3 separate regions of the Mus musculus genome follow, and regions 2 and 3 are each linked to region 1. The links are chromatin loops, found by intact Hi-C in ENCODE. Cell type or tissue: heart. All regions are shown on one strand. Each heading gives the region's core, and the rest is flanking DNA. Links, peaks and the distances in the headings are about the cores only.

Region 1 (8,924 bases), core at 6,425-8,924:
AAAGGCAAGACTCTGGGATAGGTCAGAAGCTGGAGTGAGACGTAGCCAGGAGAAAAGATTCCTGGATTGAGAATGTGGTAACACCCCATAGTCCCAAGAGGGACTTGGGAGTGTAGAGAACTCATACACTCCCAAGAGGCCTTTAGCTATCTATGCAAACCCTGCTGCCCCAGGCTGCCACTGCAGCCAAGTAGACCTGCCAGCAGACCTGAGGCTCGCTGCTCCGCGTAGATTGGCAAGCCTCTGCAACTGGCTGGAAGTCAGTGGCTTCTTGCTGGTGAGTGGCAGTGGTGGGTCACTGATCACATCAGAGGCCTTCAGACACAATTTCTGAAGAAGCAGATAGAGCTTCGTTTCCAGGACGCAGCAGCCAGTCCCACCTTCCCTATCTTGACCTCACTATATACCTTAACTAGATAGGATGTAGGTAAGTAGGTCGAATAGGACACCAGGTGGAGGCGGGAGCCTAGTGAGAAAACCAGGTCTCCATAGTTGCTGGCGAAGGCTAGGGCCTGAGGGGGACCATCAAGCTGCAGGAGCCTGCAAGAGTACCTAAGATCTAGCCACTGTTTCAAACAGTAGGAATCTGGGGCAGGGACAGGGAAGCAGAGGTTAGAAGAGCCCCGCTGGGTGCCCTCTAGCCACTAGCTGCCCCCACACCATATGGCCCCAGCCCACCGCAGCAGGTGGTTCTCCCTGGTCCATATTCGGATGGTGCAATCCAGGCTGGAGCAGGCAAATATCTTAAGGGTGGGGCAGCAGCACAGACCTAGGGCAGAACTAAGATTAGGAAGCAGTTGAGGGTGAGGGCACGGGCTTCTCCTTGGCTCCGTTCCATGCTCACCAGTGATATGGTCCATAGGGTCATCCTGCGGTCGGTGGTCACAACGCATTTTGTCACCCAGGCCAAACTGCACCAGGCCATAGGTGGCACGCTCTGGATCCTCAAAGCCTGCAGTGATGCGCTTCCCCAGGACACAGAGCATCACCACCGGGTGGCAACAGGAAAAGGTCTGTAGCAGACTCAGGCATTCCTCAGCGTATGGGAATACACGCCACATCTTTACTGTCAGGTCTCCACCTTTGGGTGGCAGGAGCCAGGGCTGGGACTTCAGGATAGTGCAGGAGCCCCCACCCCCCAGGCCATCTTTGAGGGAGAGAAGGTACTAACCTGAAGTCACAATGCTGCTCCAGGTGGACCCAATAGCAGTCACTGGTCCTGGGCTGTGTGCTTCTGTGTGAAAGACTGTTACTGATGTGCGCCAATCCAACACAGACAGTGTGCCATCTGAGTGCCCCATCACCGGAAGAAACCTGTGGGAAGTGATGGAGCCTGTTGGCCAAGGCTCTGTCCCTAAGTCAGCCACAGTTGGCCTTAACTGGCCTCAGATGGAGGTAGTGCTCACCTATTCTTATTTTTCCAGGCCCAGGCAATGGCACTGCGGAGCATGTCACCCTGATTCTGGCGCACAATCTCCCAGCAAGCGAATGCACTTCGAGAATCTGTAAGATGGCTATAGAGGTGCAGGCAGCAGGGCTGCGGCGCTGGAGGTGGAGGTGGACGCAGGCGGTGTACCACCACCATCGGGCAGCGTGCGGCATTGGCGCGCACTAGGTGCCCTGAGCGTGTTAGCACCCACAACGCTTCTCGAGACAAACAATAAGCCACCCCAGCTGCACAGTCCTCCGGTTCCAACAGCAGTGAACTCACAGTTCGTCCTGTAGTAGCAGACACCAGGTGGACCGATCCATCTGCGCAGGCGCATACAAGGCGAGCAGGCAGAGATGGATCAGTTGGCGCTGGTAGCACTGGCGCCACCTGTATATGGAGCACTGGTGCGGAGAGCTGTGCTAATGGTGAATAGAGGGTACGCACACGCCATAGCTCTATGCTTTTTGAGCAGAGAGAGAGCACCGGCCAGCCAGGACTTGCAGGAGCCAGCAAATGGCTCACTTTCTCAGAGATTATGTCTTCGGTCCAGCAACCGAGAGTTACCTCTCCTACCTGAGCTGCGGCCCGCAGATCCCATGTGCGAATTGTCCCGTCCTGTGAGGCAGACACTGCCAGCGTGCTATTTGGGAGCACTGTCATAGCTGTCACTGGACCTGCAGGAGAGGTGAAGGTCATTTTGGCACATCATAGCTTAAGGAGGGATTCCTGGGATGTAGCCAACACTGGAGAGGGGCAAGCTTAGGATGAGAAAGAGAAGGGCTGCAAAAGCTGCCAGCCTGACATACCTGTGTGTCCTACAAACACCATCCGGATCTGCCAGTCAGCCTCCCACACTTTCACAGTACTATCCCGGGAAGCTGTAACCATGGCGTCCATCTCCTCACAGTAATCCAGATCTGAGATGATGCTAGAGGTGGGGAATGGGGGTGGGGAGGGAGGTGGGGGGGGCAGTGGACTCAGCTCAGCCCGTCTGTGGGTCCTTAGGGGATCTGCCTCCCATCCACCTGTCCCGAATCCCCTCACGTTTTATGCAGATCCTGGCTAACATTTATGAGAGCCCAGTCGTCCAGATCAAAAGTGAGCACCGCCGAGCCATAGGCAGCAAAGCAATGCCAACTGCAGTGGTCAGGTTCCAGCCCTAGGGCCAGGCACTTGAACGAGCCAGACAAGCCGGGTGGTGGCCGCAAAGGTGAACCACAGGGTACCAGACAGCGACCACCTGAACGGAACTTCCAGAGCTCCAGGCTGCCACCCATCTGGGCCACAATCAACAGACTCAGGCTGGGCACTGGTAAACAGCAAAAAGGTTCCTGGTCCAGTGACTTGTTCACCCGTGGCTTGCTTAGCCAGAGCAGGTGGAAGTCTGGCCCTAATATGCTTAGTCCAGCTGGACCCCAGCCGACAAAGCGGCCTATCTCTCCCAGAGGGCCAGGCACAGTCACAAGCCCGTTAAGTATGACAGGAGGCTTCAACTTTGCCTGCTCCCAGCCATCCTTCGTATGCTGATGCAGGTAACCTTCACCATCTAGTACCATGAAGCGTTCACCCACTGGATCCTGCGCTACTGAGCACAGTCCAGCTTCCACCTCGAGGTGACGCAGTGGCTCCAGCCCATGTGTCATGCGAGCGACCCGCAGCTCTGCTCTCTTCTCCTGCAGGCCAGAGTAGACAGATGTACGTGTGAGCAATGGAGGCACGAGCTCTTCTGCCAGGGAAACTCATAAGGACCAGTAGAATCAGGGCCCAGTATCTCTAGGGAAGAGCCCAAGTGGAAACCTCACAGAGAACCACACCTTTTCTACAATGTCGTGGAGGTATGCACGTAGGTGTAGCCACAGCAGTCTGGCACGGCGACGCAGTGACATATTCTGCCATCTCTGACTATTGGTAAAGAGATGCGGGACCTGTGGTCCCCCCAACAGACCCAGTTCTGTAAACCAGTAGAAGATGCACTGTCACCATGGCCTTGTGCCCCAAGCAACAAGGAGCCCTCCTCTGAGGGTCATGCTGGGTCAAGGACTGCCCAGGGAAGTTACACCTTGAGGACTGGATAAAGCCTGAGGAACATCTGTTTTCTAGAGGGGTGCCCGAATAATGCTAGGTGCCCTCACCATTTTTTTCTATGAGCACCCCAGGATCTGGGATATCATAGATGTCATGATCATAAATGTCTACATCCAGAGGTAAGTGGTCACCCTCTGATGAATAGAGGTTGCCTGTTTCTATTAGCCTGTCCTCCATGTCTACCACAGACAGTCCCAGAGGTGAGAGATAGTAACAGCTCTGAGACTTAAGTAACTGAAAAGCAGCCAGCAGCTGTTGCTAAGATACCAAAGCTACCAGCCCCGCCCCACGACGCAGGCCCCGCCCCACGACGCAGGCCCCGCCCCCACAAACTCCCAGGTTCCATCTAAGTCACAGAAACTTTTATTGGAAACAAATGAGCTGCAGCAAAGTGACACTCAGTGCATGTGGCCCACCTGGTAAAGTGGGAGACAAAAGTGGGCACCAGAGGCCGGTCAAAGACCAGACCCCATGAACACTGGGCACCACTTATAGGGCTTCAAACTACTGGCCCTTAGAGCTGGAGTGTACAGGCCCAATAAGAAATACAAAAATAAACTCTGTGGTCCAGCTGTCCTGTCTGTGACAGGCTGTTGGTGCAGAGCAGTCCCGTTTTCTATCAGACCCCGTGCTGTTTAATCCAGCCACAGCATGGGCAGTAGGAGCCTGCAGGGATGAGTGGACATCCACAGGCTGAATCCAAAGGGCTACACAGGTATAGCCTTGGGCAGCGCCAGGACGGTGTCAGTGCCAAGGCATAGCCAGCATCTGGGGAAGCTCTGGAGCTCCTCAGGTAGACAGGTCCAGGGATTGGTCAGAGCTGGATGACGCTGAGACCTCTGCTTCTTCTCATCACATACAGATCACTGGAACCCTAGGCAGAAGTTGGCACACAGTAGGCCTTTAGGAGATAGCACCCAGACCAGACAGAAGGAACCCTGATCTGTCCCACCCATTCCAGGCTCCCGAGGATAGTCCATGGCCACAGCCACCACCACACCTGTCTTCCTCCATGGTGCTGGTCTCCTCTGCCCTGCCCTCACCGCCTCCACCTCCACTCTCTTCATCAGCCTCCTCTGCCCCCAGTTCCAAGTCCAGTGCATTGCCTGCCTCTGAGGGTGTGTACGTGGAGCCACTGGATGGGAGAGACAGCGGACTTAGGATCTCCTTTCCCAGGCTGCCCCAGGGAGAGTAGACCCAGTTAAGGAATGATCTGAGTTGAAGAGGGAACTGGAGAAGGTGAGGTGGCAAAGTACCAACCTGATGGAGCGGCAGCTAAAGAAGACAATTCGCTTCAGTCTCTTATTGTAAAAGAAATAGTTGAATGACCAGAGGCTTCCATCTTCCCCAAAGGGGTCGGAGTCTAGATCTGGGTTATAGCTGAAAAGAGAAAACAGCAGAGGGATGAGGTCTCCACTGCCATACACATGTGCACGCCCAGCTGCAAAGACGTGAGCCCACCTGTAGATGTCACACTCAGCTAAGCAGATCTCCTCATCCACTGCATTCCACAGCTGTGGCTTCAGGGCCTTGAAGTCTTCACGAACAGCTGAAAACAGGCTGCAGTTGACTGCATTTACCACCTACAGGAGGTGACAGTCAGGGGTGACAAGGGTCCAGGGCAGCAGGGAGAGCCCAAGAACCCACACCAAGTGGGGATGGCAATGAGAAGGACCACATGGCTTGGGGCCCTTCTGTTCATCCTTACCCAGCGGAGGCTTGGCTCTCGGCTGAATTCATGACTTCTGGCTGTGCTGAAGTCATAGTCTGGCCGGAAGGACTCATTGAGGGTGGCAATCAGATAGAAGAGGGTCTTGCGGCTGCACTTGTCGCTCAGAGGACTCTCATCCTCACCACCCTGGCTCTTGCTCAGTCTGAACAGAGAAAAATGTCAGCCTTGCCCACTGTCCCACATACCCCAGAAGGTAGTCTCCACCTCAGCTTACCTGCTGGGACTGAGGCCTGAAGTTTGGGGTGGGGACAGTGCCTCCAACACATGGGGCTGGCCCTCCTGGCAGAACTGCTTGAACATATGTTTATCATCTCCCGCCATCTTACACGAGTAGCTTTCAATCCTAAAGAACGCAGGCAGAGTCATGAAGCATGCTAACCCCGAGGCCCACGATAGTGATCTCTGACAGATTGATCCCCAGAGCCTCCAGCCTCACCTGCCAATAATATGGGCATCTCCAGTCTCCACTGTCAACTGTGAGTTGATGGCCTCAAAGCTGGAGTTCTCCAATAGCTTCATGTCCTTTGGGAAGGGAGATTCTTGTGCCAGTGGGATTAGGGCAGCACTACCTGGGAATGTGGGAAGCCAGCATGGCTACCTAGCTCCAAAGGGCTCCACTTTCAGCCTTTCCACCCACTAGCAGAGTACTGTTTGCAGCTCGAGCTAACCTTGAGTCCACCATGGAGCTCATCTTCCTCACCTTACCTGCCCCTGAGAACTCAGCACTGGCTGACAGGGAGATGATCCTATGCATGAGCATGGCATGTCCAGGTTCTACCTCAATCTCAAGTACTATATACTGGGGCTGGCTGGGGGCCCCACCCACTCTCGACATTCCTACTCCATTGACATTCTGCAGGCATCCTCAGACTGTTGTAAGGTCCTCAATAAGAACCTGCTATCCGGTTCGGAACGGGGCATCTGGGGTTTCAAGCCTTGAGGGTCACCTGTATGGGTGCTCCTCCCGGGTTCTATGGGTTGCTTCACTGCTTCCTGTCAAGAGGAGGAAACCCATGAATTCTTCAATTCTATTTGCAAGTATGCCTAATTCGTACTTCGTACGTCGAAGTGTGTAGGATGGGCAGACACACCACCTCTGCTGGCGCAGGCCAGTGGTCTCCTGGCATTGCTGCCCTGCAAGCCTAGAGGTACCAGCAGATTCGTAGCGGGAAACTACAAGCCCCAGGAGGCAGTGCACCAAGAGAGGCGCTCCAGCCCCAAGCAGCATAAGAACTACAAGTCCCATGAGGCACTGCAGCAGCGCGAGGCCCGCCGGGGACTGTGGTTCCCGCAAGCCCGGACCGCTTGGCGCACAAGGCGGACACCCACCTGCCAGAATTGGGCTAGATCAAGCCAGGGTAGACGGGTTGTTTAGTGTCGGTGCCGAGGTGACGGCGGCGCGGGCTTTGCGCAGCGCGGGTTCCTCAGGACTGGAGGGCGGCGCCGCGGCCTCCACTCGGGCCGCACTGTATCCGGGGGAAGAAGCTTCGCGGCGACGTCCCGTTACTCCAGGCCCTGCCGGCCCATACGGGCTGCAGCCGCGACATAGCCTCGCCCCCCTGCAACGCCCGCTTTCGCGACCAACCTGCCGCGGACCGCCGAGATCGTACCAGCCAGAGAACGAAACAGCGACCTCCGCCTCCCCCGACCCGACAACAACAAGCGTCCGACGGGCCCAACCCCACTCCTCTGAATGGTCCACTTTAACCACAGGGCCAGACCACGAGAAACCTTATTGGTGGACTCCTCCGCCACTCGGCTTCACCTTCCACTTCTACTGGCTGCATAGCTTGTCTGTCTCGCACTCGCTAACGAACCCGCCTCCCCTCTTGGTGTTGATTGGTTAGAACCATGCCCGCCCCGCCCCCAGGAGCCAACCCTCTTCCTAGAGTGGTCCACGGTTACGAAGAGCCTCTGCTGTGCTTATGTGTGTTTGTGTGCATTGGTGCCTGGTTCCTTCCGGGAACTGGTATTGTCTTGTGTAGGGCAGCAGCTGTCGTTCGTTCGAACCTTTAAGAAAAGTTCATCCTTGCCTTCTTTTTGTGACCGGTGACCGGTCTGTGACACTGTCTCGGGTCCTGCTGAAAGGTGACTAGCTTGGCCGGACCGTGCCTGGAGATCTGGGACCATTCCTATCGCTTAGCGAGCCATCAGGCTCTGGTAGTGCGCAGCATCGGGTCCTTCTTGTTCTCCAAGCTCTGGGGCATCCGGAACCGAGGCTCACAGTCCGAGTTTCTGGCCGGCGGAAGTACTCGACAGTTCTCTATCACGGAAGCACTCTCGGAGAGTCAGGACTCCGCCGGATCAGAAATGTCGCCGCCCGCCGGCGGTGCGGCAGTGGCTGCAGACCCTGCCTCACCTGTGGTGCTCCTGGCAGTGCACGCGGCGGTCAGGCCCCTGGGCGCTGGACAGGATGCCGAAGCGCAGCCGCGGAAGCTGCAATTGATAGCGGACCCTGAGCGGCCTGGACGCTTCCGGCTAGGACTGTTAGGCACCGAGCCTGGGGCGGTGAGTGTGGGCCCGATTCTGGAATCAACTTTCTTTCGATTACCTTGACGACAGTCCTTAAGCAGTTATTTTTCTTGATTGCCTGTAAAAGTGGGAATAATGCTGATACCTAATTTACAAATCTTGTGAGGAATTGGTAAGATAACAGGCGAGAAAAGTTCAGAGCCGTAAAGATTACCTCGTTCCTTTTCCTTTCACATTCGTGTGGGTAACGAAGAGGAACCACCGACCGAGTACTCTTCCCTGTTCAGGTCAGTTTAGAATGGCCCTTGGAGGCTATTTGTTACACCGTCCGTGGGCCTAACCAACACGAGCTGCAGCCTCCCCCTGGAGGTCCTGGAACCTTCAGCGTGCACTTCCTCGACCCCGAGGAAGCACAGCAGTGGGCAGCACTGGTGCGAGATGCCACCGCAGAAGGACAAAATGGTCAGTGTTGTGAAATAAATGCTTATTTGAATATGTCCGGGCCACCTGGTCGAGGTTGGGGGTAGTGATGGAAAAGCTGGGCACCTAGGAAGGCTTCCAAGAGGAAGGAAGTGGAGAAATAAGAGGTTCAAGAGCTGACCCCAGTACCAGACAAGTAAGAAAAAGAAGAGCAAGCATTGCTGCAGGACTAAGAGTTTAAGGAAAATGGGATTGTATTCAGTGGAAAAACAACAGAGACTTAAAGATAGAAACTCCACAGTGTAGACAAGGCTAAAGGAGGCCAGAGGATCTTAGGAGATGGAATTGATAGGTCTTGTGGTTGTTCAAATGGAAGAGTTAGTGATTATGACTGAGCTAGAAGAACCACTTAGTATGAGGCTTATATCCAGTGCCTGCTTGGAAAAGCATGGACATGGCTGGGACTCTGGAGAGGTAAAGACTGGGAGTTGGAGAAGTCACCCAAAGTCACCAGGAGAAGCATAGAGAAAAGAGGGCCTTGGATGTAGACCAGTGGTTCACAACCTTCCTAATGCTTCAACCTTTTAATATAGTTTTAATACAGTATGGCCCCCAGCCATACATTTATTTTCATTGCTACTTTAATAACTGTAATTTTGCCGCTGTTATAAATTGTAATGTGTAAGTATGTTTTCCAGTGGTCTTAGGTGACCCCTGTGAAAGGGTCATTCCACTCCCAAAGCATTGAAACCCACAAGTTGAGAACCACTGATGTAGATAGTG
Region 2 (8,846 bases), core at 6,347-8,846, 270 kb after region 1:
TGGCTGAGATGCCGCAGCCCCATGGACCCCCAATGCAGTGGCGGTGAGTAGTGGCCAAACGGAGCCTCCCTTCCTAGCTGCTTGGCTAGGCTTTGCCCTGACATCTCTCATGTACCTTCCACACCATTCTAGGTACTCAGAGGTCTCCTTCTTGGAGCTGGACAAATTCCTAGAGGATGTCAGGTGAGAGCTGGCATGAGACTGAAGAAAAAGCACTATCAGGCCTGAGCCCCCACCTAGCTACCCACCCCCTTGTCTATCCCCAGGAACGGGATCTATCCACTGATGAACTTTGCGGCTGCTCGGCCCTTGGGGCTTCCCCGTGTGTTGGCCCCACCCCCAGAGGAAGCCCAAAAGGCCAAAACTCCAACGCCAGAACCCTTTGACTCGGAGACCAGGAAGGTGAGTCCCACCTCCTGCTGTACTGTGCTGTCTCTAGGAGTTGACCACAATCAGGGAATGGAAATGGATGCCTTTCTCTGGGGACCCGCCTCTCCCCATCCCCGTTCTCCCCCAGGCTGCCAGAGACCAAATCCAAGCTGACCCCTTTGTGGAAGCTGGAACCGGACCGACACAATCATTTCCCCAGAGGCTTCTTGCTTTTACAGTCCTTCCCCCATCCGGTTGCATGCTCTCTTCCAGAGGCTTTGGCTACGTCTGTTCCCCGTCTGGATCCAGAGCCATTGCTCCGGTCTCCCTTCTCATAGCTTCCTTCGTTCCTCAATACACCCTAAATTCAATTGCCAGTAGTCTACATGGCCTGCCCAGAGAACTAGTGGAAATCAGCCTAAGCCCCAGCCTCCTGTCCTCCTCCTGGTGGCACCTTGGTTTTCTGTACAGTCACACCCTGCGGGGCACAGCGTTTCTTTGCTTTCCACGGTTCTCTTTCTGTTTCTGTCTCTCTGCCTCCCCCATCCCCTCTCTGGCATTGTATTCATCATTCAGGACCCAAACCGAAGGCTGTCTTGGAAGCTTCCCTAATACTCAGGGCTGGTGCAGTAAGACGTGCTTTTCCGACTTCCCTTGGAGACCATTTACCATCTTTGGGTCTCTGCTGCTCCTTCTGGGCTCCTCTGTAAAGCCGTGCTCTGTGGCTAATACACCTTCCCTGCCCACAGGTGGTCCAGATGCAGTGCAACCTGGAAAGAAGCGAGGACAAGGCTCGGTGGCACGTGAGCAAGGGGCCTGGTTGAGACTAGGGAAGATGGGGACCAATCAACTCTGGCGCCGCTCTGACCACGCCCTTCCGTCTGCAGCTTACTCTGCTCTTGGTGCTTGAGGACCGGCTACATCGGCAGCTGACCTATGATCTGCTCCCAAGTAGGCTGGTAGTGGGGTCAGGTGGTGGGCTGAGGCTCAGGCACTGGCTAGTGCCATGACTCATTTGTCCTGTGTTCTCTCTTCAGCGGACAGTGCCCAGGACCTCGCTGCTGAACTAGTGCATTATGGCTTCCTGCACGAGGTGGGCGGGTGCGCTTTGGGTGTGGAAAGGTGCAGGGTCTGCCGAGCTGCCCGGTACTACCATGCTTCCCTACTCATCCACTGCAGGATGACAGGACAAAGCTAGCAGCCTTTCTGGAGACCACTTTTCTCAAGTACCGAGGGACGCAAGCGTGACCTTCCCAGTCCTGACGGCCCAGCAGAGATACAGGGGCTCAGGGTTGTCCACTTGGCAAAGAGCCCCCACACTGCTCAAAGCTGCCTTCTGCCTGTGTTCCCTGGAACTGAACACAGGCCCTGCTAGTGAAGACACCCCCACCCCCCAGCTTTCTGCAGCAGTGTGGGACCCTGGGGTGGTGATGGAGCCCTGAGCCTGGACGAGAGTGGATACAGGTCAGTTAGGGGAACCGCTCCATCTGGTACTAGACAACAGCCATGCCTTCAGGTGGCATAGAAACCTAGGGAAGGAGCCTGAACTCAGGTGTCACAGTGCTGGGCATCAGGCAGACCAGACCTGACCTGATTGGAGAACTGTAGACTAGATAGCTTGGAGTTGAACCCATGGCCAGGGAATTCCTTGGTCCTGCTCAGACCAGTCCTGATCCCTTGCAGACCTGCCTTGAGCCCTCTTTCTGATCTTCCACACTCTTGAGACCAGGACCTGTGTCCTCCCCAAAGCCCTTGGGAAGGATCTTTCTATTCATCATCCCTCTGGCCTAGGGGCTCAGGGGTCAGGCATCCTCCACATTCCCTCCCTGGGGAAGTTGTGTGTTTGAGTTGAGGATGTGGGTTCCTGGCTCCCTCTTTCTCCCCAGCCCAACTTGTCTCTTTCTTACTGGTTTCAAAGTCCTGATGAACGCTTCCCCTCAGAGCCACCCTGGTTTCCTTGGTTCTTGAACTGCCTCTCTCCCAACTTCAAACCAGGTCTTAAACGTTTTTTAAATGCATATATAAATGTAATGCAGTCACGGTCCTTTTTAAACACTTTGTGTATGAAACCAGGAAAGCTCACTATTGTATTAGGAATAGTTCCACATTGCTGCTGTTAACAGATATCATAAACCCAGTGGTTTGAGACGACACACACACACACACACACACACACACACAGAGAGAGAGAGAGTTCTGTACATCAAGTGTGATCCAGGCTCTCACTAGATTAATACCCAGGCTAAGTTCCTTTCTGGAAGCTGGGACTTACCTCCTGCTCCTTCAAGCTATTGGCAGAACTCACTTCCCTGCAATGGTAAGGCAGAAATCCCTATTTTCTCAACAGCTGCCAACTAAGAACCCCTCTCAGCTTCTAGAGGCCACCAACTTTTCTTAGTTCTTCTTTCTCCCCCCTCAAGACCAGCAGCGTCAAGTTGAATCTTTGTCCTGGGCTAGCTGACTGGCTTGCCACTGCTGGGAAGAGTTGGGGCCTTTTGTGAGTAGGTTGGACCCACCAGGATAACCGAGGATGATCCCCTTCTCAGGGTCTATAGATGAACCACACCTGCGCAGTTCCTTCTGCTGTCATCCTGGGCTTTGGTGCTTGGAGAACAGCCGTGGGCGGTGGGTGTTGTTACTGTGGTACCTACCATGCCATCTTAACCGAAACCAAGACCTAAAATAAAACAGATTTGTCATGGGACATCTAATAAATTAAATGAACTCTGATTATGCATGGTCTGACATAGTTTATTTTTAAAATCCACAACAGACTGTACAGGTAATTAAACTGAATTTGAAAACATCAGTGATGTACTTTTTTGGTTTGTTTTTTTTTTATTTTTTTTTTATTTTTTTCTTTTCTGCCTCTGTGTAGCCCTGGCTGTCCTGGAACTCACTTTGGAAACAAGGCTGACCTCAAACGCAGACATCTGCCTGCCTCTGCCTCCCAAGTGCTGGGATTAAAGCCATGCGTCACCATCTGGCTGTTCAGCTTATCTTTCGAGATACAGTTTTGCTATTCAGTTCTGCTTGCCTAGAATTCAGTATCCATAGCAGGCTGGTGCTGTGATTATAGGTGTGAACCATCATGCCTTACAGCAAACATACTGTTTTAAAAGTTGGCTTGCCAGGCAGGGTCAATAGTGAATAGCAAATGCAATCTACCCTGATTTTACAAAAATTCAAATCTCTTAGCCTCAGCCTATGTATTAGTCAGGGTTCTCTAGAGTCACAGAACTTACTGAATGTCTCTATACAGTAAGGGAATTTATTGTAATGAGTTATAGCCTGTAGCCCCAACTAACCCAACAATGGTCAGCTGTGAATGGGAAATCCAAAAATCTAGTAGTTGCTCAGACCCACAAGAAGGCTACTAGTTTCAGCTAGTCTTTGGTATAAACTGGAGTCCTGAAAAAGTAGGCTCTAACAGATGTGCTGGCCTTACTTTGTCCCAGGCTGGCCTTGAACTCAGAGATCTGCTTGTCTCAGTCTCCTAGGATTAAAGGCTACCTTACCTGGACCTAAGCTTTCCATGGTCACTATGCCTCAACTTGCATGTCAGGGTCCAGTCGGAAGCCTGTATTTTCCAGCCTCAAGATCTGGATCACAGGTGTACCCTCCTTTTCTGGATTGGAGTTCATTCCAAGCTGACAACCAGGAATAGTCATCACAGCCAGAAACTCACTACATAGACCAGGCTTGCTTCACTTTCACATGATGCTGGAATTAAAGGCATGTGCCACCGTGCCCCCACAAGCGCGCTTTTAGTCCTGTTTACTGGTTTTTCCATGGTGCCCCCACATGGCAGTCTGTAGGGCTAATCACCTGCCCACTCTCTGCCCCAGCATCACCCCACTTTGATGGGCATCGGTGATGAGTATTACAGTTCCATCAGCGTAGGTTTTAGCAGAGGACAACGTGTCCTACACTATATTTTCCGTATTGCACAATTTTTTGTTTTCTCTGAAGTTAATAATTTTCCTTTTTAGTTCTTTTAAATGGGGTGTGTGTGTGTGTGTGTGTGTGTGTGTGTGTGTGTGTGGTGGTGGTTGTGGTGTGTGCCATAGCTTACAAGGAGGTCATACAGCAACCTGTACCTGTAGGAGTTAGTTTTTTTTTTTTTCTTCCCACCATTTGGGCTCAAGGGGTTGAACTCAGATTATCAGGCTTGGTGGCAAGTCCCCCTTAACTGCTGAGCCACTCCCCAGCTCTGCTCCTTACTTTCTGTTTGCCATTAATTCATCTGTGGGCTCCTCTCAATATTTAGGACCAAGCCCAACTGACTACCCTTCTCTTGCTGGATCTCCACTGAGTGAGCCTGCTGCCTCTTCCTGTGTTGTGGTTCAGTCCTCAGTGTGGGCTGCCCTGCACCAGGATCTGTCCGCATGCCTCTCTCTCCTCTCCGGGACCCATGCATTCCTCTTCACTTACCCCCACTTGAAGCTTCCCAGAGAAGAATGGATGAGAAATTATGGAATCTTTGCCTGTTTATCCTTATTCGAATCTTAGACGTGTGAAACTGTGAGAAGTTTGTTTAGCTGAAAGCATTCTCTCCTCAGGACTTAAGGGTGTCATGTTACATTCTTCTAGTTCCAGGAATTGCCATGCTTCGGAATTCTGACCTTTTGTGTAAGAGCTCTTCTGTTTCTCCTCATTCTTTCTTTGCCTAGTGTTTTGGAAATTATCAGTGACCTGCTACAGTAAAAAAAAAAAAAAAAGAAAAAGATGACATTTTCTTGAATTGTTCATTGATTTCTCTCCTGTCTCCTAGATAAATTATTGAGATGTTGAATTTGTATTTTCTATTGTTTTACATTTGTTTACCAGGTGGTTATGGGTAAGCACGGGCAGGAGCTAGCTGCTCTGAGAGGGCTCAAGGGCAGAGTGAAGACTTTTTTCTTTTCTTTTTTTAATTTAATTTTGTTTTGCTTTCAATCACAGTTTCCTCTTCCACCCCTCCCAGCTCCCCCTCCCCCATCACACCCACTCTCCTGTTTTCCTTTAGATAAGAGCAGGCCGCCCAGGGATCTCAGCCCAACACAGCATAACAAGATGTGACAAACCCTCATATCAGGGCTGGATGAGGCAACCCAGGAGGTGAAAAGGGGTCCCAAGAGCGGGCAAAAGAGTCAGAGACACCCCCATTCCCATGGTTAGGAGTCCCATAAAACACCAAGCTAACAACCATAATATTTATGCAGAGGAGCTAGCATAGGCCCTGTGAGGCCAGCTTAGCTGATTCTGTGGTTACAAATCTCCAATTTTAGGCTCCGTTTGGCTGTGGGTCTCCGCATCTGTTCCATCAGCTGCTGGCAGGGGTACATAGAATCACACTGGAGGCAGAGACAGGTGGATCTGAAAGTTTAAGGCCAACCTGATCTTTTTTTTTTTTTTTTTTTTTTTTTTTTTCTGAGACAGGATCTCCCTATATAGTCATGACTATCTTGGAATTTGCTTGGAACTCAGTGGAAAGGTAGACCAGCAGGGCCTCCAACTCACAGAGATCCACCTTGCCCATGCTTGGAACAGGCACTCAGAAGCAGTGCTTGTTAAAAACCATTGACTCTTCACTTTTGACTCACAAGATACCTAAAGCAGCCAAATACTGTCATCATGCAGTCTGATCTCTGGCTAGTTCTAGAGAAGACAGATTCAACATTTCAGAGTTTTTATCAGCTTACCAAAGATTTTTCTGAAAAGCAAGGTCCATCACTATCAGAGGGTGGTGCCTGGGGTTCCCCCTGGTGGTGGTGGTGAGACCCAGCCCACTCAACATCCTGTGTGTGTGTGTGTGTGTGTGTGTGTGTGTGTGTGTGTATTTTCAGAGTCTCTAGTGGGCCCATCTAATTCTAATTCTTGAAGAATATTGGCCAATGTGATTATCGCTTGTTTTCTTGAAACTTTCAACTTTATGGGTTTTCTGTTTTGTGTTTTGAGACAGGATCTCTCTATGTAGTCTTGGCAGTTGCTTGGAACTACTTGGAAAGGTAGACCAGGTTGGCTTCCAATTCACAGAGCTTCTCCTTGCCCCTGCCTCTGGAGTGCTGGGATCACAGGTATATGCCACCACACATAGCTCAACTTTATTTTTCAACTTATCGAATCGCTCATTTGCAGATTTTGTTTTGTTTTTTTTTGGGGGGGGGGTGTTTTTCCAGACAAGAGTTTCTCTGTGTAGCCCTGGCTGTCCTGAACTATGTAGACCAGGCTGGCCTCGAACTCAGAAATCTGCCTCTGCCTCCCAAGTGCTGGGATTAAAGGAGTGCACCACCAACACCTGGCCGTTTTAATTTTTCTCTTTTTTAAATGGGGAAATCTAAGTTCATGATCTTTATTTTCTTGTTTGGGGGATGCAACATCTTTAGGTATCTTCCATTTCCTTTGTTGTCTTGGTTTCTTTTCATGCTCTTCTGCTTGGTGATTCTGGCTGGCCACTTTTGCTTAAGAGTGAGATGCTAAGCTGGGTCTCAGCGCTTCGTTCCCAGGAGGAGCTAATCTCCAGGCACTGTTGGCAGAGCCAGAACGACTAGTAACCTGTATTAGGGATAGAAGTCTGGAGGCACCTACTTTTTTTTTTTTTTTTTTTAAACTATCTGCACATTTTCGGAGAATTCAAGACACAAGCATCACACACCAGCCTGCTAAGGCCCTCCCCTGGCTCCCCAGCATTCCACTTCTCTGCCCACTTAGGTTTGCTTTCAGTAGAGCTTTTTCCTGTTTAAAGGGGGTACCGAGGGGGAGGAAAATATTCTGCCATGTTTTGCTAAAGATCTCTATATTAAAGTCTGAAAACCCGAGGGGTGGAAAACGAGAATGGCTATCCGGTGGAGTTTGAAGGTGCCTGAGCTTACAGATGTGGTTGGTGCCTTGCAGGCAGCCTTACGGCCACAAAGCCCAGATGAACTACATATTTACACATAGCTCAGGACTTGGGGACTAACGTACACATTTATGCCCACAGGACAATAACCACAGGACAGGCTGGGGAGCCATCTTTTGGGGGCCATCTTCGTGTCAACGGCTATTTTCTCACTAGGAAAGAGACCATATTTCAAAATGAATGAGGATTCCTGACTTTAGATGGACAATGCAAAGGACGATGCATCAGTCTTTTTGTCTTCTGTCTCCGCAGTCTACGAGCTTTCAGCGAGTGGACTCAACTAAAATAGGGTGGTAGGAAAAGAGGCAGACGGAACTGACTCAAAAATGTCGACCCCCCCCCCCCCCGACCAGGGGAGGGCTCTCCGGGTCGCCACTCCAAAACCCCGGCCCGCCCCGTCCTCCTCCGGTACATTAACGGCCTGCTCCGCCCCGGAAATGCGTTTCGGTCTCCGCTCTCGTAGCTATGCCGTACGTCGCGAGATTTCCGCGTCCGACGCCCAGATCGCGCGAGACTGCGGAGGGAGCTGATGCTTGTGGCGCGCGCGGCGGCCGCGACGGACGCAAGATGGCGACGGCGACTATAGCTCTCGTAAGTGAGTCCCTCGCGGCCAGGGGGCGGCCCTCAGCTCGGAGGAGTGAGTCGTCGGCTGGGACAGGGTGCGGAGGGGACCCTGGGTGCGCAGCGGCCCGACCCGGACCTCGTACGGACTTTACCGTGGTCCCCGGCACGCGGGGCGGAGGCGGAGCGGGAGCGCGCGGCTGCGGCCACGGCTGGGGCTCGACTGCAGCTTCCGGCTCGAGGACTCCAGTTTCCGGCAGCTGGGCGGGGTGGGCCGGCCGCGGAGCTGCCCTGCTGGATCCCCGCGGGGCGGTCCTGTCTGCCGAGACTGGGCGACAACTGTCTAGGCGTCCGGTGGCATTAGGGTGTCCTGGTGCCTGCTCCAGACCCGCGCGGCTACGCCCCGTGTTGGGGACGCGGAAGGGGCGGACCCGTTAGCATTTGCTCTGCGCCATGGTGCAGAGACGAGGGTTTCCCGTTCCGTTAACACGCAGGAGGGGAAGAGCATCTCTCCCAACCCCCATTCCCCTCCACACCTTTCAAACAGCCATTCTGTCACTGCCTCTGTGGGGAACCCGACAGCCGGTGCCTGCCTCGGTCACTGGTCCGGGTGGGCATCATAAGACTTTGCTAACCCCCTTGTCTTGGGCTGGACGCTCCAAGGGCTGAACTTGGTTCTGCCCTAGTCAGTCGGGAATGTTCCTTGAATGGCTACCACCAGGAGTTCCTTCAGGGACTATTTATCTCTTGGACCTAACCCCACTGCAATCCAGACTTTTGTTAGCCGCCACCCTCACTCAGAGGGGATGAAGCAAGGGCTGAGACCACTTAAGCCCTAGGTGCCTGGAGGCCAGCCGTAGGGTAGGGTCGAGTAGAGTACACACAGGCTGCCATTCCTCAGCCTTAGCTGGGAACTGCACCTTCATAATGGGAGAGGGGCACTTGCTCCAGCTTGTGAGGGGTGGATCTAGTATGTCTTGCTCACATCAGGGCTAACTTCAAAAGAAAAAAAAAAAAATTCCTGCTTCCGCTG
Region 3 (9,616 bases), core at 2,305-4,804, 160 kb before region 1:
AAAAGACCAGTCAGAGGAGCCAATCCGATGCAATCACACCAGAGCCTTTATTTAAGCTAGCTCAGGCTCAGCCCACCACCAACACTGTGCAGGACAATTTTGGTAGAGAGGAACCCCAAGCATCTATCAGGGCAAGGTTTTGTAGAAAGCAGCAAGCGGGGGCAGGGGGCAGTCAAGGGTGGCAGTGGTGGTGGTGGTGTTTCTGGCCTGGCAAGCATCTAATTGGAGAGCTACTATGGCCTTTAGCATAATTGGCTGGGGCTGGGAGTCAACTCATATACTTCTGTTTCCCTCTGCATTGGTTGTTGTGAGGCAGGGGTGGGCTTGTAACCCAGGGATGCAGATTTGTTGGGGGGGGGTAGCCTGGAAACTGAAATTGGCACAGGTCTTGTTGGGGGAATAACCTGGAGGCATAGGTCTTGTTGGGAGGTAACTTGGAACCTTATGCCAGTTTACCAGAGTTCAAACTTAGGTCAGGTGCTCTAAAATGGAGTCTGAACTTAAAAGAGTTGGTCTCTCACAGACCCCTAAACTGTGGGTGTGTGCTCTTGTACTGCTAGACAGCTAGGCTGGGCCAGTATGAAGATTCCCAGGAGGAGAGGCACTTCTGTAACCACAAGTAGCCCTCAGATTCTAGACAAGGAGAACAGAGGAAATAGGAGGCAAGGCTGTGCTGGGTAGAGAGTTAGAGCAGCCACGGGAGTGAGGGTGGAAGGCTCACCCAGCAATGACCCTTGGCAAGCAGGTCAGCAGGTGTGAGTTGAGTGGCTCAAAAACTTTGATGCACCAAACTAGGTCAGTCTTAGGTCAGAGCCAGCCCAACTGCCCACATCCTGGCAAGAACAGGAGGCAGACTCACTCAGATTCCATTCATGTCGAAAGGGAGAGACGTATCTGCAGCAGGTCATGTCCTATGTGCCAGCAGCTTGGAAATTATCCCAGTGGTGGAGGACATGCTCTCTGGGAAGCTGGGACAGCAGTAACAACAGGAATGAAGGCACATCTGGGACTGGGAGAAATGGTTAATCAGGCTCTCCACAGAGGATCTTAACTGTCACTGTCCCTAGCTGGAACAAGATCGACAAGGTTTCTCTGGCTGTCCTGGAACTCAGAGATTCATCTGCCTCTGCCTCCCCAGTGCTGTATTAAAGGCCTGTAACCACCATTGCTCAGTAAGAGATTTCCTGTAAAGGCCTGTAACCACCATTGCTCAGTAAGAGATTTCCTGTAAAGGCCTGTAACCACCATTGCTCAGTAAGAGATTTCCTGTTTGTAGAAGAGGAGCCTAAGGCTCAGATAAACAGTTGTGGGTGAACAAATAGCCTAGGACTGTCTTCACATAGTACTGTCTCCACCCACCCAAACACCACTTTTTTGGTGGTAGCAAAGGCATACAGGAAGTCTTGTATCTTCCTACTTTCTAGAGGACCCCACAGTTTCAGGGCCTTGATTGCTTCTGTTTCTTTTCTTTTTTTAAAAAATATTTATTTATTTATTTATTATATGTAAGCACACTGTATCTGTTTTCAGACACTTCAGAAGAGGGCATCAGATTTTCTGTTATGGATGGTTGCAAGCCACCATGTGGTGTGTGTGTGTGTGTGTGTGTGTGTGTGTGTCCCCGCTTCTGTTTCTTTATGTTAGTAGGCCAAAAGGAATGGAAACAGCTTCCTGGAGGGTTTTGATGAGCCCTCTTCTCCACCACTGCAAACTCTCCGAAGCAGGTTTTCCTTGGCCTGCTTGTAATCCTAGGGTGCTGGGTTCAGCCTGAAGCTGTTTGTGACTTTTTTTTAAAATTAAATTTTTAAAAAACATTATTTATTGTATGAGTGCTCTGCTGCATATACACCCACATGCCAGAAGAGGACATCAGTTACCCTTATAGATGGTTGTGAGCCACCATGCGGTTGCTGGGAATTGAACTCAGGACCTCTCAGAAGAGCAGCCAGGGCTCATAACTGCCGAGCCATCTCACCAGCCCTGTCTGCACACTTTTTTTTTTTTCAAGACAGGGTTTCTCTGTGTAGCCCTGGCTGTCCTGGAACTCTATAGACCAGGTTGACCTCGAACTCAGAAATTTGCCTGCCTCTGCCTCCTGAGTGCTGGGATTAAAGGCGTGTGCCACCACTCACGTTAAATTTCAACAGTGAAGCTGTCTGCATATCGCAATCATCCATTCCAGCCTTTCCTCCTTGAATCAGGCCCTGGAACTCTGACATCGGTGCCATCTCTTTGGCACAGGTCTCCATAGAACCATCCTTCCTGATGGCTCTGGTCATCCTCTGGTCTCTTCACTCCCATGGCCTCTTGGAGGCTGACAGCTGTAAGGCTGAATGTCAATGAATAGCTGTCTCCAAGGAGGACTTTCATTCTCTTGGATGGTGTGGATTCATCTCTGGCTTTAGTGGCAGCCTAGGCCTCAACCTTCCACTTTTAGTTTTTGGTTTCAAACTGGAAGCTGGTGTAGCCAACGTGCTAGCCCAGGAGAATGTGGAAGCCTCGTATTCACTTAACAGAGGAAGGAGCGGGAAAGGCATGGCAGAGCTCACACGACTTACCTTCACTTCAGGCTCCCAAAGAGACTTTTTCTTTCACTCTGCCTCCTTTTGGGGTCACTATTCACAAAGACCTAGCCCTTGCCTTGCCAAGGACCAGATGAAAGACTGGGCCAGCAACAAAGGAATGCTCGGAGACACTGACCAGGTTGGCTCTGATCCACAAAAGTCCAAGCCTGGGTTCGCTTTTCTCTGCATATGTACAAAGACACCACCGGCAGGGCAGCCCAGATTGCTCATCATGAGATGTGTCGTGAAGAAAGTGTGACCTGAGGGAAGGAGTCAGTGGATACTACAGAAGTGGAGGGAGCTTAATAGGAAGACTAGTAGCATCCTGTAGGAGAGGCTACCAACCTTGTCCTATAGAGGTGCTTCTTAGGCCTGCTATTCCCCAGAAGAGAAAGCCACTATTCTCCTTGGTCCTTTATAGTGTTTCTGAAGGAAATTAGGTGCTTCCTCAGGTCTAGAATGTATGCACGGCGGTGTCTAAATCAGGCACGTTGCTTGTCGGGCCCTCGACAGCACTGTGGGGCGGTAGAGGAAGAGGCCATGGTGACTGGTGAGTTGCTTCTTTTAACTAACTGGGCAGTTGCACACATTTGCTGTAATGCGAAGCTGGGTATTTCTCCAGTTTGATCCTTTGACAGGCTATGTGCTCCAAGGTACATTTAAACTGGTTCCTGCCTAGCAGCTAGGGATCTTTCGGAGAACGATGCTGCCAGAGCAGATAAGTCTGTCGGTTGTGCGCTCAAAAATGGATTTGGAACCGCAAGACGTCAGCGCAGTTTCATAAATGACCTACACTCAAACCGCTGCTGGGGATGACGAAAGGATGTTTTTACATAAGTGGGACAAGAGGCAAGCAAGAGGTCAGAGGAAGTGCGTAGCTGCCAGGGAGCCAGGAGCCGGGGCAGTTCTCCTCCCGCTTGCTCCTCGCAGTGAGACAGCACCTCGGACCTCTTCCACCGAAGTTCACAGCCAAGCTGCACACTAGTTGCTTCTGCCAGCCTGTGACTGCAATTCCCAGAGTGCTATACGTCACCAGCTCCCGGTGCCTTCAACTCCCAGGAGGCTCCGCGCTCTGCTCCCGCGACTCCCAGCGTGCTCCGCGTCTTCGATTAGGCTCCGCCTCCGCTCGGCCTCGGACTACAAATGGACTCTCCAGTTGACGCCACAGCCAGTCAGCTGCTCCGCAGCATCGCAGCCTCAGCGTCGCAGAGGTAGTCGTGCGCTGCGCCGGCTACGGAGGCCGGCAGGGGGCGGCGGCGGAGGCCGTTGCTCAGGGTCCAGAGGCGGGGCCGCGGGCTCCAAGCGCTGAGAGCCGGCGGAGCACGACTGGGCCGCGACGAGGTGCGGGCCGAAGCCATGGGCGACCGCGGAGGCGCGGGAAGCTCTCGGCGTCGGAGGACCGGCTCGCGGGTTTCCGTCCAGGGTGGTAGTGGGCCCAAGGTAGAAGAGGACGAGGTGCGAGACGCGGCTGTGAGCCCCGACTTGGGCGCCGGGGGTGACGCGCCGGCTCCGGCTCCGGCTCCAGCCCATACCCGGGACAAAGACGGGCGGACCAGCGTGGGCGACGGCTACTGGGATCTGAGGTAGCGGAGTGCCTGATCCCCTTACATCTGACCTCTCCAGTGACGCTCCTAGTTCTTAAAAGTTGGCCACAGCTTTGCGAGTTACGCGGCCGGGGCTCCCCTGGGGCTGTACTGGGACACGGGCTTTGGGGAGAGGGTCACTTGCCAAGGTCACCCAGGTGTGGTCGTGTAGCCGACCAGGGAGTCTGGGTAGAGGAGTGGGCAGCAGCCCCCTTTCCATATTGCTTAGGAAAGTAAGCACACCTTGAGGCAGAGTCCCTTGAGGTCCTTTCTGAGGAGTGGGTAGCAGGAAATGTGAGCCCCGGGGGGGTGGGGGGTGGAGATGAATGGGCTTTCTTCAGTGGAAGGAGGCTGATGTTTTCCAGGGAGGGTTATGATGAAGAGTTACCTTTGCAAAAACTACGAGGGGTGTCCTGTGGGTAGAGAAGGCTGCTAGAGGCTCCAGAGGACACACGCCTGTTTGAGGCGATGGGTATGGGCGTTTGCTCGGGGCAGAGGACAGTACAGGAAGCTTTCTAGTACTAACAGGCTGCATGGCTTATTCACCCCTCTTCCAGCAAGTAGGAGGGCCTGAAGGAAGCCCAGCTTATGTTACCAGAATGACTTCGGGCTATAGGGGCAGAGCTGACTACTAAGTGAGACTTTCATCCCGTGGTTGGAGTACCGGAGAGAGGTTTGGTATGAACACACCTATGGGAGAGGCCCTGCTTAGCTGAAGAAATGGAGACTGTCTCCTACAAAGCCGGCCCTGAGACTCTTTTTGGTGATCATCATGGGACCCTTTAGTAGCTCTGGGTTAGGAAGTACCTGAGGGGCTTGGAGGAAGTGGCTATCTAGGGTGGCAAAGTCTGGTTCTCTTTGTATCAACAATCTTTTTCTAGTGGGCACGGTGCCCCCCACGCCCCAGCTGCCCTAGGGTGTTCACAGTTCACCCAGGAGATAAGATAACTTCAGTGTGAGGCAGGTATGGCATATTATGAACAAAGGTCAGGTAAGGAGGCCTTGGAGGCAAGAGTGGGGGAGGAGGTTGGCCCTCCTTAGAGGGATCATGATTTTCTGTAAATCAAAGCTGGTCTTGAGAGAGGCTGGCCTCCCATTTTCCACCTGAAAAGATGTTGTGTGTGTGCGCTCTCTCTCAAACAAACACACAAACAGGGTTTCTCTGTGTAGCCCTGGTTGTCCTGGAACTAGTTCTGTAGATCAGGCTAGCCTCAAACAGCTCCACCTGTGTCTGTCTCCCAAGTGGTGGGATTAAAGGTGCCCGCTGCATCAGAAAAGATGTTAAGGGTCCTATGTCCTAAGGTCCTGTGATCCTAACAATCCCCTATTCTGAATGCCCTCATTGTCCTTTCCTTTAGGAGTCAGGAGTTTGGCTAGTATGACCTCTGGAGCAGTGGGGAAAGTATCTTTTTATCTTTGAGGTCTCAGTTGTAGGCCAAGTTACTATGCAGGGATAGGCAAGAGAGAACAGTCACACCTCCTGATGACCATTGAACTCAGTGTACTCCGGTGGGAGGCTTGTGCAAGCTAGGAAAGATGTCTATGTGTGTGGAAAGGGTCTGTGCTGTGGCCCCTTCTCCTCCATAGATGGATGTTGCATTATGGGGATGGGGAGTTTGTCATCCCCCAGTGGGCAGTGGGCCTCAATCCATGTTGGGGATGTCACAGGGCCGGAAGCCTCCTAGGTGAGGAGCTAGATTCCATCCCTCCACATTGGTGGGCCAGGCTCTGCCTGCCCTCTTGGAGTTGGCCTGTAGCTCAGCCTATTGCAGCTCTTCCCTTGCCAGCTCCCCCTCCCCCTGCTGCTGTTGCTCTTGGCAGCCCAGCTCAACTCTCACCCTTCCTCTTGACTCCTTGAGCTTCTGTGTCTTCCCCTCCCTAGTACTTCCTGCTCACTTTAAGCAGGGCCATTGAGCCAGGTTCTGGATGTCAGCTCATTTCTTCTATCCTATGGCAAGGTGAGGCTGTGCGTTTTGTCTACTGAATGGCACCCAAGGCAAGACCTTAATGGTGGTAGGTTTTTCCCAAGGTATTTGTCTTTGATTATCTTTTGTACATCTCTGTAGCATGGTCTAGGAATTATGAGTTGCTTGCTCTCTTGTAACCCAGGGCTTGGGTCAGAGAGCAGCACAGAAGTGTCAGGTGTCAGCTAGAAGAGGAGCTGGCATTCTATTCCCTTCCTTTCTATTTGGGGTCAGATCTGAACTGTGTGGTCCCTAGATGAAGCCCATACTTAGAGGTTGGTCCTTGAGTGTGGCACAGATCTTGGCATGTGTGTATGGATGGGCTTATTCTTGTTCTACAGTGTTTATGTGGAGTTGTAGGAGAGTCAAGAGAGGATGCCACCTCTTCCTTGTTCTCTGTGGTTAACTCGAGTAGGCCTGGGTAAAGGACCTACCATAAGACAGGAAGGAGGGCCAGCTATCCTGTGTCCTTTTAGTCTCGGAGTGAGTGTAAGACAGTTGGAAGGCACAGGACACAGGCAGGCTCTTTAGTAGGTGAGAGGGTGGCAAAAACAGCTGTCATCATGTAGCCAGCTCCTCTTTTCCCTGCTGGCCATTTCTGCAGCCTGCCCTTCAGCCTACTAGCTTCTGGTCACAGTGGCAGGCTCGGAGCTTTGCAGGCAATGGTTGATGGGGGCTTCCTCATCAACCTGGGACAGATATCTCTGGCCTAGGGAGGGAGGGAGTGGCATGGGTGGAGGCAGGGCAGTAGGAATGCTGCCTTCAAGATGATGGATGGGAGAAGAGGACCCAAGACACCAGTGTGGACAGTTGAGGAAGGAATTGGAAGCCCAACAGAAGAACCCTGGGGAAAAAAAACCCAAAACCAACCAACCAAAAAACCTCCTAGGATCTTGTCTGCTACACCAGGCAAGGTGTCCCATCAGGTGGCACATGCTTGCAATACCAGCACTTGGGAGGTTAAGGCAGGAAAAGCAAGGCCAGCCTGGCCTACATAGGTCATGTCTCCTAAAAACACAACACAACACAACACAACAAAACAAAAAAACAAAAATTATCTGCTTGCAGTTAGCTCTGGAAAGCAGGACCCCATTCTATACTTTTGTCCTCATTCTGGAGATGGGCATAGAAAAAGCAGCATGGTTTCCTTGGTTACCCAAAGGGGAGAGAGGTCAGTCTTGTGAAATGGCTTTGGTTATGTGCAGGCAGTGGTGGGTTGTGCCACAGAGGCCAGCCATGAGGTTTTGGGGGCAGGAGGCTTTGGGATATGCTGCAACCACAGGGTTTCAGTGTGGGGGAGGGGGACTGGTGGGGAGGTCTAGTAGACAGACTGGAAGATGCCTTCCTGCTTGTCTCATGGGGTTGCCTCTTAAAGGCAGCTACATCAAGCCAGTGAATACCCCAAACAAGGGCAGCCACCAGATCTGGGGAGAAAAGGGATTCAAGGTAGAGATACAGCAGTCATATCACATGGCTTGTATCACATGGGCCTGGTGTTAGATGCTGGAAGCCTAGTCCCGAGGAAATGGACAGCTGAGAGTGGTGTTGGGATTCTGTCTCACTTTGGTGCTGCTGTAGCATGGCACGGACACTAAGAAGGATGTGACTATCTTCCTACTGACCAGAAGCTAGTGTAGATGGAGCTAGGTGCCAAGTAGATATCAATTCTATTAATTAATTAATTAGTTAATTAAAAGATAGTGTTTCTCTTGTAGCCCTGGCTATCCTAGAACTCTGTAGAGCAGGCTGACCTCAAAGTCAGAGATCTGCCTGCCTCTGCCTTCTGAGTGCTAGGATCAAAGGTGTGTGTTTTTTTGTTCTTTTTTTTTTTTTTTTTTTTTTTTTTTTTTTTTTTTTTTTTTTTTTAGATCTTAGTCTTGACAGCAAAGATTGAATTTGTTGGCACTGCCCCTCAGCCTCTTTGACCTTTCTTCTGGAGAGGGCTGTCAGAATTCCAACCCTAACTAAAGCTAGGGCTTGTCCCTTGTTATTGAGGGTCACTAACAAGGTCAGTCCTAAAAGGGCTTCAGTAGGATGGTGCCTATAATAGGTTTCCTGACCTGCTCCTCATCAGATGCCCCAGGGTAGAGGTGTATGTGGTGAGAGGGAAGGGGAGGCCCTAGCCTCTTTGCTTACAAAATCTAGGTCTTGCTCAATTCTGTGTGGCTTCCTGGTGGCACAGCAGCTGGAGGGCAAGGTGGAGCCATAGTTGGTGTGAGTGAGGGCATTAGTTACTGGGACTAGGGCTCTGGGTTTTTCCTGTTGTGATTGCCAGGAGCTGAGTCTGGGCTTTATCTTAGTCACACAGTCTTACTCTGCCAGGCTTGGTATTCTTTACATACAGGGTCTATTTGGATGCCCTGTATCCTACCACTAGGTAGGAGCTCTGAGGCTTTCCCTGTTGTCAGGTCCCAGTAATCTCCCTGAACAAAGTCAGGGACACAGACTTAATATGCAGATAGAGGGCCAAATCATTGCTCGTAAGAAATGTACATTAATGGTGGGCACTTGGCCAGCTATTATATTGGGCCTATGTGTCTAAATGTCAGGAGAATGTTCTTACAATGAACAGACTAGGCAATCTGTAGTAGTACTGGGTAGATCCACATAGGTCTACAGATACCCAGGTAGATTATCTTCGTGGCCCAAGAGCCTGACTGCAGTTGGTTTCTGGGGAACTCAAACTTCACAGAGGCCTGTCTAGACTCTTCTGCCTGTAATGAATATTTTCTACTGCCTAGAGGGAAAGGTCTCTATGTGATTCTGAGACCTTCTCCTCTTGTAGCTACATAACCACTGGAATGGCCTTGTCTGAGTCCTCTTCCTGTGTGCAATGGTAGTGAACTCTTGGCAGAAAAGATACCTGGGCAGGAGTGGGTTTGTCCTTTTCCTGCTCGTCTTTGCTTACTGGGCAGGATCCTGTCTCCTTTTTGCCAGGTGCCATCGTCTGCAAGATTCTTTGTTCAGCTCAGACAGTGGTTTCAGCAATTATCGTGGTATCCTGAATTGGTGTGTGGTGATGCTGGTGAGTAGGACTGTGGGAGCAGGCTCACTGGCCAGGTGTGGCAGAACCTTCCAGGGTGCCCTTCCCTTCGGCAGAGGCTCTGCCCTTTGAAGACTGTAGCTCCATGTGGTTGCTAGCACTAGGCTGGCAGTGAGGGAAACACAGGTGGTCCCTGCAGTGGGGCTGACTTTCCCTATAGCTTTCACACTGTGCCTCAGGTCCCCCTTGGCTGTGTAGGTGTGGGAGAGCAAGGAGATGGTGGGGAGTATTGGTTGCCCTACAGTCTGGGAGTCTGAAAGGCTGAGGAGCGGGTATTCTGGTCCAGGGCCTCTGGATATGTATAGAAAGAATCTTGAGGGGCTGGAGATGGCTCGGCGGTTAAGAGCAATTCCCAGCAGCCACATGGTGGCTCACAACCATCTGTAATGGGATCTGATGCTCTCTTCTGGTGTGTCTGAAGAGTGACAGTGTACTCATATACATAAAATAAATTAAAAAAAA

The links. Peaks named below come from ENCODE experiments on the same cell type or tissue, not always from the same donor. Only the 100,000 strongest peaks of a DNase experiment are listed, where the experiment ranks them.
Region 2: a loop joins it to region 1, with 3.0 times the contacts of the local background. A loop is called at or near these places in 13 of 42 quality-filtered maps.
Region 3: it touches region 1 in a loop (2.4-fold over the local background); 2 of 42 quality-filtered maps call a loop at or near these places.

The regions. Positions count from the first base shown.
Region 1 is chr15:76,349,314-76,358,237 of GRCm38, reverse strand. It overlaps Sharpin (SHANK-associated RH domain interacting protein), which reads left to right and starts at 7,128. Exons shown (of 9, transcript NM_025340.2): 1 at 7,128-7,757; 2 at 8,009-8,183. The coding sequence starts at 7,560. It overlaps Maf1 (MAF1 homolog, negative regulator of RNA polymerase III), which reads right to left and starts at 6,944. Exons shown (of 8, transcript NM_026859.3): 1 at 6,579-6,944; 2 at 5,686-5,818; 3 at 5,464-5,592; 4 at 5,226-5,391; 5 at 4,979-5,100; 6 at 4,778-4,897; 7 at 4,518-4,652; 8 at 3,860-4,391. The coding sequence starts at 5,768. The coding sequence ends at 4,370. Gm35339 (predicted gene, 35339) reads right to left here and starts at 3,777. Exons shown (of 24, transcript NM_001378250.1): 1 at 3,565-3,777; 2 at 3,247-3,383; 3 at 2,477-3,105; 4 at 2,239-2,360; 5 at 1,407-2,106; 6 at 1,172-1,314; 7 at 845-1,081; 8 at 679-769; 9 at 408-540; 10 at 209-330. The coding sequence starts at 3,694. In heart, for the core only: a CTCF peak has its summit at 7,591; DNase peaks (open chromatin) are centred at 6,507, 7,017 and 7,487; H3K4me3 peaks cover 2,500 bases; H3K27ac peaks cover 2,062 bases.
Region 2 is chr15:76,079,847-76,088,692 of GRCm38, reverse strand. It overlaps Puf60 (poly-U binding splicing factor 60), which reads left to right and starts at 7,747. Exons shown (of 12, transcript NM_028364.2): 1 at 7,747-7,843. The coding sequence starts at 7,820. It overlaps Nrbp2 (nuclear receptor binding protein 2), which reads left to right. Exons shown (of 18, transcript NM_001358359.1): 12 at 1-43; 13 at 133-183; 14 at 267-402; 15 at 1,119-1,172; 16 at 1,257-1,320; 17 at 1,407-1,462; 18 at 1,549-3,178. The coding sequence ends at 1,617. Gm48952 (a long non-coding RNA gene) reads right to left here and starts at 6,167. Exons shown (of 2, transcript XR_003951572.1): 1 at 6,054-6,167; 2 at 3,103-5,067. In heart, for the core only: no CTCF peak of the experiment used is centred there; DNase peaks (open chromatin) are centred at 7,742 and 8,062; H3K4me3 peaks cover 2,000 bases; H3K27ac peaks cover 1,989 bases.
Region 3 is chr15:76,506,086-76,515,701 of GRCm38, reverse strand. Dgat1 (diacylglycerol O-acyltransferase 1) reads left to right here and starts at 3,708. Exons shown (of 17, transcript NM_010046.3): 1 at 3,708-4,147; 2 at 9,049-9,136. The coding sequence starts at 3,921. In heart, for the core only: a CTCF peak has its summit at 3,785 (motif pointing right); a DNase peak (open chromatin) is centred at 3,681; H3K4me3 peaks cover 1,813 bases; H3K27ac peaks cover 1,740 bases.